2 separate regions of the Homo sapiens genome follow, and region 1 is linked to region 2. A link is an interaction called in ENCODE POLR2A ChIA-PET data of the cell type or tissue named here. Cell type or tissue: PC-3. All regions are shown on one strand.

Region 1 (2,500 bases), 140 kb after region 2:
AAGGATCGCTTGAGCCCAGGAGGTCGAGGCTGCAGTGAGCTACAATCACAGCCACTGCATTCCAGCCTGGGCAACAGAGCAAGATCCTGTCTCTATCAATCAATCGAGACCACAGCTTCAGCTGAGTTCAGTGCCAGTCTCTGCTCCTTGAACACTGTGTGACCTTAAGCATGTCATTTCCCTTCCATGAACCTCAGTAAGATAGAGTCGTGACCTCCCTGACTTGGATCAACCTTCTGAGTCATGCTGAGCAGCACGAACTTTGGATTCAAAGCAACCCAGAGTCTGCATCATGATTTGGCCTCCTCTTAGCTGTGCAGCCTCAGGTATAAATGGCTCAATCTCTCTGGATCTGCTTATCTTGTTTGAGCCCCTGGATCCAACTATGCCTGAAGGTGGTCCATTCTAACATCAGCCTTTTTGGTTCAAGAGCCAATCAACTCCCCAGCTTTTCACTAATGTCAGTTTGATGTGGGTTTCTCCACCTTTCTTATTTATTTATTTATTTAAAAAAAAATTTTTTTTTTTTGAAACAGCATTTCACTATGTTGCCCAGGCTGGTCTTGAACTCCTAGGCTCATGTGATCCTCCTGCCTTGGCCTCCCAAAGTGCCTGGGATTACAGGCATGAATCACCACACCCAGCTGTTTCTCCACATTTCAAGTTGTTTCTCCACCTTTCAAGTCCACTTTGTGCCTGAGGACAGAGCCTTGTTAGTAGCCAGGGCAGAGAGCTGAAGATTCGAGACATCACAGGTTATCCCTGCTCAACAGGGGCTTCAGATCAGGGGCTTAGATCAGGGGCTTCAGATGAACCTCAAACCTCTGACCCTTGGATCATTCAGAACGTGGTTGCTGGAAAGCAACACCCACATGGCGTCATTCAGATTTGGGACTGAGGACAGTTCCCACCAACTGAATATCTACCATGATGCATTTAGCGAGCACCTACTATGCACTAGGCCCAGTGCAGGCCACAAAGTGAAACAACTGATGCTTCACAAAGACCTTGTGTGGGAAGCTTTTGCCCATGCTGTTCCATCTGCCTAGAACACACTTCCCTCCCCTCACTGCCCAGTTAACTCCTTCTCTACCTTCACTTCTTAGATCAGCCACCGCCACCTCCTCCAGGAAGCCTTCCCTGACTTTTCCTCCCATCACTCACGCCCAGAGCCTCCCATTCTCTATTCCCCTCCCTTATCAATCTCCAGCAATTTCCATATTTTATTGCAAAAGTAGAAATAAAAAACCCTGCCACTTAAATTGGTCTGAATTTTCTTTTCATGGAGAATTTTTATTTGAAAAGGGTTTTTTTTTTTTTTTTTTTTTTTTTTTTTTGAGACAGAGTCTCACTCCATCACCCAGGCTGGAATGCAGTGACACAATCATGGCTCACCACAGCCTTGACCTCCTGGCCTCAAGCAATTCTCTTGCCTCAGCCTCCCGAGTAGCTGTGGCCACAGGTGTACACCATCATACTTGGCTAATTTTTAAAATTTTTTTCAGAGATGGGGTCTTGCTATGTTGCCCTGCCTGATCTGGAACTCCAGGCCCCAAGCGATCCTCCCACCTCAGCCTCCTGAGTAGCTGGGACAATAGGCAAATGCCATCACACCTGGCTAGTTTTTTGCAGAGATGGCGTCTTGCTATGTTGCCCCACCTGATCTGGAACTCCTGGACCCAAGCAATCCTCCCATTTCAGCCTTCTGAGGAGCTCGGAACACAGGCACACGCCATCACACCTAGCTAATTTTTTTTTTAACTTTTTGCAGAGATGGGGTCTTGCTATGCTGCCCTGCCTGATCTGGAACTCCTGGCCCCAAGCGATCCTCCCACCTCAGCCTCCTGCGTAGCTGGGACCACAGCTGTACGCCATTACACCTAGTTAATTTTTTAAAAAATTTGCACAGATCTGGGGCCGGGGTGGGGGGTGGTCCTATCTTATCCTGCCTAGTCTAGAGCTCCTGGCCTCAAGCGATCCCTCCCACCTCAGCCTCCTCAGTAGCTGGGGCCACAGGCACACACCATCACACCTGGCTAATTTTTAAAATTTTCTGTAGAGACAGGGTCTTGCTATACTACCCCACCTGATGTGGAACTCCTGGCCCCAAGCAATCCTCCAGCCTCGGCCTCCCAAAGTGCTGGGATTACAGATTAGCCACTGTGAGAAAGGGCTTTTTAATACTCTTTTGGACACAGGTTTTGAACACTTTTCTTTCCTGAACTACATACGTAAATGGAAAATGTAAGTCAAATAAATGGTTCATGTTTCCTGAAAAGTCCTGTGTCCCGAGTCCAGCTCTCCTGAATGCCTCTTGCCCCAGATTTGCTGATTGGGTTTTTTTTTCTTTCTTTCTTTTTTCTTTTGAGACGGAGTCTCGCTCTGTCACCGAGGCTGGAGTGTGGTGCTGTGATCTTGGCTCACCGCAACCTCGGCCTCCCGGGTTCAAGCAATTCTCCTGCCTGAGCCTTCCAAGTAGTTGGGACCACAGACTCACGCC
Region 2 (2,500 bases):
ACTAAAAATACAAAATTAGCCGGGTGTGGTGGCACATGCCTGTAATCCCAGCTACTTGGGAGGCTGAGGCAGGAGAATCGCTTGAACCTGGGAGGCAGATGTTGCAGTGAGCCCAGATTGCACCACTGCACCACTGCACTCCAGCCTGGGCAACAAGAGTGAGACTCCGTATCAAAAAAAAAAAAAAAAAAAAAAGAGAGAAAGAAAGCCGAGTGCGGTGGCTCACGCCTGTAATCCCAGCACTTTGGGAGGCTGAAGAGGGCAGATCACAAGGACAGGAGATGAGACCATCCTGGCTAACATGGTGAAACCCCGTCTCTACTAAAAATACAAAAAATTAGCCGGATGTGGTGGCGGGCGCCTGTAGTCCCAGCTACTTGGGAGGCTGAGGCAGGAGAATAGCTTGAACCCAGGAGGTGGAGGTTGCAATGAGCCAAGATCACGCCACTGCACTCCAGCCTGGATGACAGAGTGAGACTCCGTCTCCAAAAAAAAAGAGAGTGATGGGGCTCACACCTGTAACCCCAATACTTCACAGAGCTGAGGAGGGAGGATCACTTGAAGTCAGGAGGTTGAGGTCAGCCTGGGCAGCATAGCAAGACTGTCTGTACTAAATTTTTTTTAATTAGCTGAGCGTGATGGTGCATGCCTGAGTCCCAGCTACTTGGGAGGCTGAGGCGGGAGGATCGCTTGAGCCCAGGAGTTCAAGGCTGCAGTGAGCTATGATCACACCACTGCACTCCAGCCTGGGTGACAGAGCAAGATCCTGTCTTAAAATAAATAAAATAAAAATTTTCTAAATCCTGCAAATAATCTTATCGGAAGCATTTAGATCGAATTTTTAAATATACTCCACAGTGAATCATCCATTTCTGTCTCCAACAGGAAAAGAAAATCATGATGAATCAGCGAAAGGTCACACCCTTGGTGACTGAGCCATTTGTGCAAAAGCTTCATTCTTTTCCAGAAACCCCAGTTTGTCCTCAGAGTTAAGACTGTCAGCTCCAAAGGGATGGCCCCAGGCTGTGCTAGTAACTGAAAACCTCCCCACGACACAAGCCTGAAATAACCGCTGTGGGTGTGGGTGGTGTTATTGATGTCACAAAGAAATATCATCTCAAAACTCATGTTTCAAAAATGCTTGTGAGGGCTGGGTATGGTGGCTCAGGCTTGTAATCCCAGCACTCTGGGAGGCCAAGGGAGGTGGATCACTTGAGGTCAGGAGTTTGAGACCAGCCTGACCAGGTCAGGAGTTTGAGACCCAACATGGTGAAACCCCATCTGTACTAAAAATATAAAAATTAGCCGGGTGTGATGGCGCGTGCCTGCAATCCCACCTACTCAGGAGGCCGAGGCACGAGAATTGCTTGAACCTGGGAGGTGTGGGTTGCAGTGAGCAAAGATTGCCCCAGTGCACTCCAACCTGGGCAACAGAGCGAGACTCCATCTCAAAAGAAAAAAAAAAGACAAAAACAGGCCAGGAGCGGTGGCTCACGCCTGTAATCCCAGCACTTTGGGAGGCTGAGGCGGGCGGATCACGAGGTCAGGAGATCGAGACCATCCTGGCTAACACGGTAAAACCCCGTCTCTACTAAAAATACAAAAAATTAGCCGGGCGTGGTGGCGGGCACCTGTAGTCCCAGCCACTCGGGAGGCTGAGGCAGGAGAATGGCGTGAATCCAGGAGGCGGAGCTTGCAGTGAGCCGAGATTGAGCCACTGCACTCCAGCCTGGGCGAGACTCCGTCTAAAAAACAAACAAACAAACAAAACACGTATAAGCACCTTTTTCCAGGAATGCCAACATCCTTCCAAGGGAAAAGAGCAAAGTCTCGTCACCACGGTCCAGCTTGTCCTACAGCTGATGAGGGTGATGGAGCTGCTGTAATGTCTGTCGTTTTCTTCACTGGAAGATGAGAAGATAAATGTGGGCGGTCTTTGCTGAATAAAGCAGTGTGGGATTTGTGGTTCCCGAGCAAACTGTGTTTGGGTAGCAAGGGCCCTTTCTGGTTGCTCCCCAAGCTGGTCGCCTTTCTGGACTGACCCCACCCACCCTCCCCAAGTTACTCTGTGGCCCCCAAAACAAAGTTTTTTTGTTTTGTTTGAGACGGAATCGCACTCTTGTCGCCCAAGCTGGAGTACAGTGGCGCGATCTCGGCTCACTACTACCTCCGCTTCCCGGGTTCAAGTGATTCTCCTGCCTCAGCCTCCCAAGTAGCTGGGACTACAGGCACCCACCACCATACCCAGTTAAGTTTTGTATTTTTAGTACAGATGGAGTTTCACCATGTTGGCCAGGCTGGTCTCAAACTCCTGACCTCAGGCGATCCACCCGCCTTGGCCTCCCAAAGTGCTGGGATTACAGGCATGAGCCACTGTGCCCGGCACTTCTTCCATCTTTACCTGGTGGTCATTAGATGTTCAACCCTGGGGGTGTTGGGAGACACCCCCAGAGGGCAGGCCAGGGCCTGGCCTGCAGCTATTATTACAGGCTAAGTTAGC

The links. ChIA-PET counts read pairs that join two places held together with the same protein. Peaks named below come from ENCODE experiments on the same cell type or tissue, not always from the same donor. Only the 100,000 strongest peaks of a DNase experiment are listed, where the experiment ranks them.
Region 1: POLR2A ChIA-PET joins it to region 2 with 5 read pairs; 2 of 35 experiments call an interaction of 5 or more read pairs at or near these places.

What each region holds. Positions count from the first base shown.
Region 1 is chr19:5,314,045-5,316,544 of GRCh38, forward strand. All of the region lies in intron 1 of PTPRS (protein tyrosine phosphatase receptor type S), which reads right to left. Among named protein-coding and RNA genes, the nearest start is that of PTPRS, 26 kb to the right of the region's middle. In PC-3, no CTCF peak of the experiment used is centred here; a DNase peak (open chromatin) is centred at 1,407.
Region 2 is chr19:5,172,338-5,174,837 of GRCh38, forward strand. No RefSeq gene overlaps it. Among named protein-coding and RNA genes, the nearest start is that of PTPRS-AS1, 4.2 kb to the right of the region's middle. RefSeq lists an enhancer at 327-1,526 and a silencer at 1,608-1,799. In PC-3, no CTCF peak of the experiment used is centred here; a DNase peak (open chromatin) is centred at 994; H3K27ac peaks cover 1,976 bases.